Linked DNA regions of Homo sapiens: all the other regions are linked to region 1. Evidence: chromatin contacts called from ENCODE Hi-C data. All regions are on one chromosome and are shown on one strand. Each heading gives the region's core, a stretch centred on a gene start or an enhancer-like site at or near the end of the contact. The rest is flanking DNA. Distances are from core to core; before and after follow the strand shown.

Region 1 (3,611 bases), core at 119-2,618:
AATAAAGCAAAATTCGGAATGCCTTTGTTCTGAAGATATCAAGATATCAGGACACTCTCAAGTCTGGGTCTGTTTAGTAAATGTTATCAATCTGTTCCCTTAACTGTAAATACCTAGAGGCTAGGAATACCTAACTTTCTGGGAATGCAGCCCAGCAAGTCCCAGCCTCATTTTCCTAGTCCTCACTCAAGACGGAGTTGCTCTGGTTTGAACACCACTGACACCATCATAGCAAACCTGAACTCCTGGGCTCAAGCAATCCTTCTGCCTCAGCCTCCTGAGTAGCTGGGAATACGGGCTCATGTGACCACACCCAGCTAACTTGTTAAAATTTTCTTTCATAGAGAGGGGGTCTCACTATCATGCCCTGGCTTCTGTTTCACTTTAATGCACACGGACCTGGGGTCACTGGAAGACTCATTTGGTAGGCTGTACTGGGGATTATTTAGATGAGCCACCAAGAAGGCTTCTGGAAAAGAATTTGTCTCAAGATTAAAGGGCGTCAAGGCACCCAAGCATAATCCAAGCCTTTGCTTCAGGATTGGATGGGGAGTTCTTTTTTTTTCTTTTTTGCCAACCCCAGTCTTGAGCTCTAGGAAGCAGGGACTGGGAGTAAAAACCAAAAGAACTATTTGATTAAAATCTCTGTGATTGGAACCCAGATACCATATCTGACAACACAAAGGTGGCTTTTAAGCGCACAGAGGCCTCAGCAGCTCATTGCTGCAGGGAGCCGCACCCCAGAGGGAGGAAATGTGAGATGTCTTAGAGAGCTGAGAGGGCTCAGGTTTGCCCATGGGAGGCATACGCTGGGACTCCTAGAACCCTGGATGGGTGGGGGTCTGGAATTGTGTTCGAAGGACCCACAGCAGCAGGTGGGGTAGATTCAAAGGGATAGTTTTGATATTAATACACCAATCCCATTTCTACCCCCAGGTTGGTATGATGTGCTTTTAGAATACCCCTTATCTCTAGAGACATAATTTATGAACTCTTAATCTGATGGAGGATATATTAGACAGATGTTAATTAAACAATCTCAAAAATATGTTACTTCAAGCTGTGATAAATCCCATGAAGGAGAAATACAGGGTGTCCTGCTGGTATAGAGAGGGGAATCTGATTTGGCCCGGGGTATGTGTGAGAGAGAATAATAAAGAAAGGGCTTCCTGGGGATGTGATGTTTGCACTGGGGAGGAGAGGATGCAAAGGTCCTGAAGCGGATGTGACCAGGTCAAATAAATGACAAACTGAGGAGGGGAGGGAAGCAGAACTCATGAGATGTTTCTTCTCTGATTTGCATTTTTAAATGGAGAGTTGCATTTGTGAAAGCAGAAGTTAGTGCTCGAAGGGTCCGTCTTGCACAGTTGGTCAGCTCTGTTTTTCAACACATGTGGAGTGGGAGGGGCACAGTATCCAATAACTAGGACTCTAATTATGTCTCAGTCACCAACCACGCGTAGGATTTTAAGCAGATTTCTTTTTCTTTTTCTCTTTGAGATGGAGTCTTGTTCTGTCGCTCCGGCTGGAGTGCAGTGGCACGATCTCGGCTCACTGCAACTTCTGCCTCCCGGGTTCAAGCGATTCTCCGGCCTCAGGCTCCCAAGTAGCTGGGATTATAGGTGCCCACCACCACGCTGCGCTGATTTTTTGTATTTTCAGTAGAGACAGGCTTTCACCATGTTGGCCAGCCGGTTTTGAACTCCTGACCTCAAGTGATCTGCCTGCCTCGGCCTCCCAATGTGCTGGGATTACAGGTGTGAGCCACTGTGCCCAGCTGAGATTTTGTCTTTATTTTATTTATTTTTTTGAGACAGAATTTTGCTTTTGTTGCCCAGGCTGGAGTGCAATGATGCGATCTCAGCTCACTGCAAACTCTGCCTCCTGGGTTCAAGCGATTCTCCTGCCTCAGCCTCCCGAGTAGCTGGGATTACAGGCATGCACCATCACACCCAGCTAATTTTGTATTTTTAGTAGAGACAGGGTTTCACCATGTTGGTCAGGCTGATCTCGAACTCCTGACCTCATATAATCCACACACCTCAGCCTCCCAAAGTGCTGGGATTACAGGCATGAGCCACCCTGCCCTGCCCAGCTGAGATTTTATAACCTCCATTTTTCTACCTGTAGAAAAGGGCAGAGTATTGGGTGGAGTCCTCCAGATGATCTCTACCATTCCTTCCAATGCTTAAAAAAAAATCTAAGAGTAGATTTTAAAGAGCCCTCTGTTATTTCATTGTTAGAGAATGTGTTTGTTCACTTGTTAACTCCTCACAAGTGCCCAATCTTTCCTGTTCACTCTCAGAGTAGGCCTTAGGAGAATAGAGTTTATTTTGCTATTATGTGAAGTCTTATTATTTTATTTGACACATACTGTCTTTCATTTACTCAACACCTGGGCCAGGTGCTGAATAGTCAAAGGAGAAAAGGATCTGTTGGTGCTTTCCTCCCTCCTAGTCCACTGTCAACTTAGAAGACACACATGGAATTGGATTTTTGCAATAGAAAGTAATAAATGCTTTGCTAAAGATATATAGACAGTGTTAAGAGAGAATATAGGAAGGCCACATAATCCATATATGAGTAGTATAATGGGTTACACTTGGAGATATAAAAAAGCGGGCAGGAGGCCTCAATCCCAGCACTTTGGGAGACCGAGGTGGGCGGATCACCTGAGGTCAGGAGTTCAAGACCAGCCTGGCCAACATGGTGAAACTCCATCTCTACTAAAAATGCAAAAATCAGCTGGGGGTGGTGGCGGGCACCTGTAATCCCAGCTACTCAGGAGGCTGAGGCAGGAGAATGGCTTGAACCTGGGAGGCAGAGGTTGCAGTGAGCCAAGATAGTGCCTCTGCACTCCAGCCTGGGTGACAAAGTGAGATATCGCCTCAAAAAAAAAAAAAAAAAAAAAAAAAAAAAGTAAGCAGGTAAAACATGGTAGAAACATGGTAGATACTTAATAAATGGATGTGACTGAGTGAATAAATTGTTGGCCAAAAAAAAAAAAAAAAAAAAAAAAGAAGCCAAATTCTGTAAAATATTTGAAGAGATTTATTCTGAGCTAAAGGTGAGGACCATGACCTGTGTGACACAGTCCCAGGAGGTCATGAGAACATGTGCCCAGAGTGGTTGGGTTACAGTGTAATTCTATACATTTTAGGAAGACAGATGTTACAGCCAGAGACATAAATCAATACATGTCAGGTTTACATTGGTTCAGCCCAGAAAGGTGAGACACCTTGGGGCGGGCGGGGGTGAGGTAGGGGCGGGGGGGGGGGCGCTGGGCGTGGCTTCCAGGTCATAGGTGGATTCAAAGATTTCCTGATTGACAATTGGTTGAAAGAGTTAAGTTTTGCCTAAAGAGTTGAAATCAACAGAGATAAATGTTTGGAGTTAAGATAAGAGAGGTTGTGGAAGCCAAGATTCTTTTTTTTTTTTTTTTTTTTTGATAGAGACAGAGTCTCACTATGTTGCCTAAGCTGGTTTCGAACCCCGGGCTCAAGTGATCCTCCCGCCTCAGCTTCCCAAAGTGCTGGGATTACAGATGTGAGCCACCAGGTGGCCAACATTCTTGTTATGTAGATGAAGCCTCCAGGTAGCAGGCTGCAGAG
Region 2 (3,597 bases), core at 59-2,558, 1.0 Mb before region 1:
GGCCTCAAGCCCTAAGATAAAGAGGCTTGTCTGAACTAGGGCCTCCAGACAGCTAGCTGGAGTCCGGGCTGGGCTTGGCCTCTGGAAGATGCCGAATGCATAAAGGGAGAGCCCAGATCCCAGAAGCTCTGTAGCAGGCCAGCCAAACAGATAGTAAGATAGTCCAGAGAGAAAATAGCTCAGTGCTCAGTCAAGCCCTGAGACTGTCCGTACTCACCTAGACCCTGGGTGGGACAATGGGATATTCCTACTTACTATTGGCAGTTGTTCCAGAGAACCACTGCCTTAGTCCATTTTGTGCTGCTGTAACAACATACCCAGGACTGGGTAATTTATCAAGAACAGAAATTTGTTTTCTCACAGTTCTAGAGGCTGGGAAGTCCGAGATCACGGCACCAGCAGGTTCAGATGTCTGGGGAGGGCTACTCTCTGTCTCCAAGATGGTACCTTGATGCCACATCTTCTAAAGGGGAGGAACACTGTGTCCTCACATGGCAGAAAGGTAGAAGATCAAGCTAACTGAACACTGTGGGAAGCCTCTTTTATAAGGGCCTTACTGCTATTCATGAGGGAGTAGCCTTCATGGCCTCTTAAAGGCCCTGTTACCTCTTGATACTGTCACATTGGCAACACCTGAAGTTTTGAGGGGACACATTCAAACCGTAGCAACCACTAACCCAACTGTTAGTGGCTGGGCATGGATAGAGCTAAAGCAGCAACTAGAGAACACATGTGGACAGTATAGAAGGAGCTCAGCAGACAGGGGCAAATGGAGCTGGGAGGCAGTGGTGTCTATGGAGGGGTGGTTGGACAAGCTCTGCCTCCAAGCAGAAAAATGTGAGAAGGCATGTTTAAATGAATGCCATGTAAAAGAGCTAAAGAGGGAGCTATGAGCCAGGTAAGTCTAGACTCATTTCTAGCATGTTGAAGAGAAAGGCAACTTAGACCAAAATGTTTAAAATTTTATTTACAAGTTCTGTGGTCTCAAATCATTCTAATCCTTAGTTCTCTCACCTTTACAATGGGAGTAAAACTAATACTTTCCTTGCAGGATTGATGAAAGGCTTGTAGATAATGCAGGTGTAACACCTAATACAGAGCCGGACACATACAAAATGCTTCATAAGTAGTGGCTGATATTATGATTTTACTAGTACCACATAAGCAGGCTTGTTCCTTTGTTCTGTCAGTTTCTCTAAGGTAACTAGTCATAGAGCTCTTTGAAAGTAGTCATAGAGCTCTTTGAAAGTAGTCATAGAGCTCTTTGAAAGTGAAAGGAGGATGTGTACTTGTTTCAGTGCCATCTGGAAATGGAGAAGTGGCAAATCCGTTTCCTGCTATATAGCCAGTTCTGTGGGGAGGCCAGGTGGGCAGGCTGACTGGCAAGGTCTCTGGGGGGGATGTCATCCATGGGAGGGCCAAAGAGAGACACCAAGACAGATTAGGGATGGGGGACAAAGAGACCCAAGTCTCTTTGATAACCTGCCAGGGCCCAGATTGGAGCCCCTGAAGGAAGAGAATGTTGTGAATGCCTAGCGCAGTTGTGTGCTCTCTCTCTCTCTCTTTTTTTTTGATGTGGTTGATGCTGGGAAGTCATGGGAGGCATTTGGAAGACATAGTGAGGGTCAACTGCCCTTTACCCAGGAGGAGAAAGGGCAGAGACGCCATCCTCTGCCACTCGTTTTTAAAGCATTTGCAGATTTTCATTTTTGCAGGACTTTCCTTTCAGAGAGAAGTGGCACTTGAGACCACTTGCCACCTGTTGAGGCTCTTCTCTGCTCACTCCAACAGGCTTCCTGGAGAGGTCTTGGCTAATGCAATCTGGGCCTTGGGATAGATCTGCAGCTAGAGTTGGTGCTGAATCTTCCTGTGCTTGGGAGGCTCACCACTCCCAAAGATGGGGAGCCAGGAGTGCCATGCATCTCCACATTAGCTCACTTCCTTTGAGGCTGAAATCAAGAGAGAGACTTTGGTCCAAAGACTTTTTTTTGTAACCTTCTTGGGCTCCATTCTTCACATTTGCTTCCGAGTCAAGGAGAAGGAGCACAGACCTGAGGGATGGAGTGAATTCTAATCCAAGCTCTGAAACTGACCAGCTGGGGCCTGAAAGCAAGACTGTGACCTCAGTCTGCACCACTTCCCCTCCCATCAGTAAAGTGAGAGGATCCATTGTGCTACCTTCTGCAGTCCCTTTCAGCTTTGGTGTTCACTGATTCTGTGATGAATTTCCTGTAATTTCTGTGTAGGAACAGAAAAGAGCATAGAAGATCCTTTTTTTGTTTTTTTTTTGTTTTTTGTTTTTTGTTTTTTTGTTAGGGAGTTTCACTCTGTGGCCCTGGCTGGAGTGCAGTGGCAAGATCTTGGCTCACTGCAGCATCTGCCTCCTGGGTTCCAGCAATTCTCCTGCCTCAGCCTCCTGAGTAGCTTGGATTACAGGCACATGCCACCACACCCAGCTGATTTTTGTATTTTTAGTAGAGACGGGGTTTCACCATGTTGGCTGGGCTGGTCTCGAACTCATGACCTCAGGTGATCCAACCGCCTCGGCCTCCCAAGGTGCTGGGATTACAGGCGTGAGCTACCGCGCCTGGCCAGAACATCCTTTTAATTCTTATCTGGAGACTTAATCTATATGTTCATAATTAGTATTACCAGTAAGGGCAGAATGTTCCAAAGTAGGGTCTGACTGCATTTTTAAACAATGCAATTTGCAGAGCTCCACTCTTCCACTCCTTAGTCTTATGTGAAGGACACACTTGGACTAAAATGGTTATTGCTTTATCATAATTTGGGGATCTCTATCAGAGATGATTTAGGCCAGAGTTTCTCACCCTCGGCACTATCAGCATTTTAAATTAGATTCTTCTCTGTGGCGGGGGCCGTCCTGCGTACTCTGGGATGTTCAGCAGCATCCCTAGTCCATTTGGGCTGCTATGACAAGATACCATTAACTGGGTGGTTTATAAACAACAGAAATTTATTTCTCACAGTTCTGCAGGCTGAGAAGTTGAAGATCAAGATTCAGTGTCTGGTGAGGGCCTGTTTCCTGGTTCATAGATGGTGCCTTCTTGCTGCATGTCTCCTGGTGGAAGGGCCGAAGCAGCTCACCAGGAACTCTTATAAGGGCAAATCCCATTCATGAGGCTCTGCCCTTACGACCTGATTCCCTTCCTAAAAGCCCCACCTTCTAATATGGCACATTGATGATCAGGTTTTAACATATGAATTTTGGGGGAATACAGCCATTCAGACCATAGTACCTGGGCCTCTGTTTAATGGATGTGACACCCTCTTCTCCCCACAGTCGTGAAAACTATCTCCAGACATTGCCAGATGTGCCCTGGAGGGAAAAAAAAATCACCCTAGTTGAGAACCACTGATTTAGTTTTAATTTAGGGTATGTATTTAAAAGGCAGAAAAATAAGTATAGAATCAAACTTAATTAAGCAAATGCCTCTAAAAAACACTGAATTTTAAAAGAGGTAATAGTAAAATTTGAATTTGCAGAAATGTAGGACTTGCTTTTAAAGCTCATATCTTAAGTACATACTAACCACATATGGCTTCTCAACTGTACTTGAGATTTCTTCAATCAGG
Region 3 (3,399 bases), core at 779-3,278, 1.8 Mb before region 1:
TACTCTTCATCTCTTCCCAGGCTACCCATATACTAAAGAGAAACTAGCCATTGCCAGCAGTGGCCAGAAGCCATTTAATCTTTTATGTTTTAATCATATATATAACCTTTAAGGAATAACTTTACCCTATTTTACATAATTTAATTTTATAATTTTATAATTATAGGATTTTAAAGCTAATTTCTTATATCAGAAAATACTATTAAGGTAATCTTAGGAATTATTTATGGTTTATCTTATTGGATAATAGTCATTCTTTAAGTATTGCATGCACTTTTTTTTTTTTTCTGAGAACAGAGTTTTGCTCTGTAGCCCAGGCTGGCGTGCAATGGCTCAATCTCGGCTCACTGCAACCTCCGCCTCCCGGGCTCAAGTGATTCTCCTTCCTCAGCCTCCTGAGCAGCTGGGATTACAGGCGCCTGCCATCATGCCCAGCTAATTTTTATATTTTTGGTAGACACGGTGTTTCACCACGTTGGCCAGGCTGATCTCGAACTCTTGACCTCGTGATCCGCCCACCTCTGCTTCCCAAAGTGCTGGGACTACAGGCGTGAGCCACTGCGCCCGGCCTGCATACTCTATTTTATTATCCTTACCAGATCATTTGAAATTTCTGTTTATCTCTTTTCACATTGGAAACAGAAGGTGGTGTCTTTAGAAAGAAGCAGACAACAGCATGTGCCTCAAACCTGGAGATATACCTTCTCTCTGCTAGTTGGCCTTAAGCAGGCCCTTTTTCATACTTTAAAACAGATTACCATGGTGATCTCAATCAAGACCTAACTGTAGTCAGACAGGAAAAACTGAAGGCTGCATTTTGAACCATTCAGGTTACTTAGGAGATGCTAAGATCAATTAACCCCAAATAAAATCCATGGAAACCATTCAAATGATGTTGCTATCTTCTTCTCAAGATCATTCTGTCTCTGTTTGGAGACTGTCTTATCTAGCCAGACCAAATATACATCATAATAGGCTGGAAATAAAACCTAGAGAATGGATAAGATGAGGAAAAGAAAAGAATAACCAAACAGAAATGGGAATTTTGCTCTGGATTATGGATGGGTCTCTAGCCATTCATTGGCTCTGGGGCTGCCAAGCCAAGACCCTCACTCAGATTGTCAAAGTGGCAGGGAACTTGGGCTGGTTGTAGAAGAGGCCTCCAGCATCTACAGCCCTTCTTGGCCAACAGAGCTCAGACTGCTCCTTTAAAATTAAAGACGGCTGGGTACGGTGGCTCACAGCTGTAATCCTAGCATTTTGGGAGGCTGAGGAGAGAGGATTGCTTGAGCCCAGGAGTCAGAGGCTGCAGTAAGCTGGGATAGCACCACTGCCCTCCAGCCTTGGTGACAGAGGGATGGAGACCCCATCCCTTAAAAAAAAAAATAGAGCCTTAGAAAGAGTAGTGATTCGTAAGGAGAAGCATGAATGCATTTATTCATGTTCCCTCTAAAAAAACAGACAACTGCCCTTATACTGGCTGCCTTCTGAGTCTTGGGGGGGTTTGGTAATTAAAAGCAATTTTGTAAAATCTGAGCACCAGTGTTGAAAATGAGCTTAAGCATAAACTAATTCATCACTTAGTGAGATAAATACATAACTGATAAATTTTTCATTACATCAGTGAGAGTTTCATCTTTTTAAACTAGCTTTTTGCCATGTTCGCAAATTTTGATTAAAGAATCCTCTGAGTATTATAACATAGAAATGTCTTTATATTTTGAATGGGCCTTACTACTAGCCTTCAAAGTTCTGGAGCACAAATAAAGAGTCCCCCCAGATAGAATTCTGAGTTCATGAGGTTTATTTCTGTTGGGTGTGCTACATGTCACAGATACTCTCCTTATTGGGAAGCTGGTGGCCTTTTGGCTAGAGAATGTCTTGACACTCTAGGGTACTCATTACTGGAAGCCTTGATTTGCTCTTGAAAGAAATCACAAAGGCATGACACCTCTTCCCTTTGCACTTCTCCCCACCCAGACCCCAAAGAGGAACTGAAAGAGGAACATGCACTGTTGGAGTAGACACGGACCAGTGAGCACGCGCACAGTCCTCAATACCAGCCTACAATAGCTGTATGTACATTTTCTGGCCTCAAACCAGTGTCCTCAAGTCATGATATCTGTTCTCTCTGTTCCTCAAGACTAAGCAGTTAATGTACTTCACAAACAGGGATACCTGCCATTTCACTGAGTCACAATAGGAGTTGATATTACTGAGCTCTTCCTATGTGCCAAACCCTATTCAAAGTATGCCCTAGCTGTCTCAAGAGAATGTAATAATTTGCCAACAGTGACACAGGTAATAAGTGGTCTAGCGGTGACATGAACACCAGCAGTATTACTCTAGAACCCAGATGTTTTTCCTCTTTATGCCATTCCTTCTGCCTTAACTTTACCTCAATTTCTTCTATCTTGTGTAGAAGGATGTTGTGAGGATTCGAAAAATAATAGGAGAATACTTGATATGGTGCCTCACACAGGGCAAACTCTCAATGCCCTGTTAGTTGCTATGGCTAGTTGAGAATTTGCTCAGTCACAGTGCTAAGTGGCTGAACCAGGACCCCCACCCTAGAGCCTGTTCCTAGAGTTCACTCTAACGCCAACCCCTCCTGCTGCTCTGCGTCAGTGACAGCACAGATAACACACCAGCACAGTTACTGGCAATAACTGAGCACTAGGGAGATGTCAAGCTTGTTCCTCTCCCACATCTCCCTCCTTCTCCTCACTGAAAGACAGAGGCACAGAAACACATTCTTATATAAGGTAATGACCAACTTCGAAAAGAGAAGCTTGATTCAATTGCACTTTATACTTCCTTTCTCACTTTTCATGCAAGATGAAAAGTAAAGTCCATGAAATAGAAGACACGATTTTTAAAAATGTATTCATATATTTGGGCAACAGAGTGAGACTCTGTCTCAAAAAAAACACATATCTCTCTCTCCACGTATTTGGCTTCATTTTCCCTCCCCATTATTGTCATGCTTCATGCTATTGAAACTGCCAGGACAGAATGTATCCTTAGTTAGTCATGACACCTCATATGTCTCGTGTCAAACATAACACACAGATTACTCACACGCTGACAATGCCATACGTTAGGCACACTGTGCCTTTAATTGTGCAATGACATTTGCTATAAGCATGAACATTCATGTTTCAGTTTTGAAGGAAGTTGGCAATTACTTGCTATGTCTTGCAATAGAATAGTGCACTTTTCACTTTTCGCTTTTTCTCCTTAGAAATCTTGTACTGTACAAATTGTGGAACACAGTAATCTGACTTTGTCCTCTGTTTTTCTCCTGCTATGAATGCTATAAAGTTATCTTTCTTTTTCTTCCTTTTTTTTTTTTTGACAGGGTCTCACTCCTGTTGCCCATGCTGTAGTGCAGAGGTA

The links. Hi-C counts contacts between places; a loop is a spot of excess contacts on that map. Pooled maps may share reads with other maps.
Region 2: a pooled map shows a loop between it and region 1 (4-fold over the local background). The contact joins two enhancer-like sites. A Hi-C loop is called at or near these places in 2 of 37 single-sample maps with no recorded cell type and 1 of 50 pooled maps.
Region 3: a map with no recorded cell type shows a loop between it and region 1 (11-fold over the local background). The contact joins two enhancer-like sites. A Hi-C loop is called at or near these places in 2 of 37 single-sample maps with no recorded cell type and 2 of 50 pooled maps.

Annotation. Positions count from the first base shown.
Region 1 is chr4:138,975,373-138,978,983 of GRCh38, reverse strand. All of the region lies in intron 2 of LOC105377448 (a long non-coding RNA gene), which reads left to right. Among named protein-coding and RNA genes, the nearest start is that of NOCT, 39 kb to the left of the region's middle. RefSeq lists an enhancer at 938-1,759. Within about 2 kb of position 1,368, at least 4 of the 41 ENCODE cell types and tissues checked have a DNase peak (open chromatin) inside an H3K27ac peak, as active enhancers do.
Region 2 is chr4:139,976,587-139,980,183 of GRCh38, reverse strand. The region is part of intron 1 of MAML3 (mastermind like transcriptional coactivator 3); the gene reads left to right. Among named protein-coding and RNA genes, the nearest start is that of MAML3-AS1, 150 kb to the left of the region's middle. RefSeq lists an enhancer at 1,030-1,079. Within about 2 kb of position 1,308, at least 2 of the 41 ENCODE cell types and tissues checked have a DNase peak (open chromatin) inside an H3K27ac peak, as active enhancers do.
Region 3 is chr4:140,789,645-140,793,043 of GRCh38, reverse strand. No RefSeq gene overlaps it. Among named protein-coding and RNA genes, the nearest start is that of TBC1D9, 35 kb to the right of the region's middle. Within about 2 kb of position 2,028, at least 7 of the 41 ENCODE cell types and tissues checked have a DNase peak (open chromatin) inside an H3K27ac peak, as active enhancers do.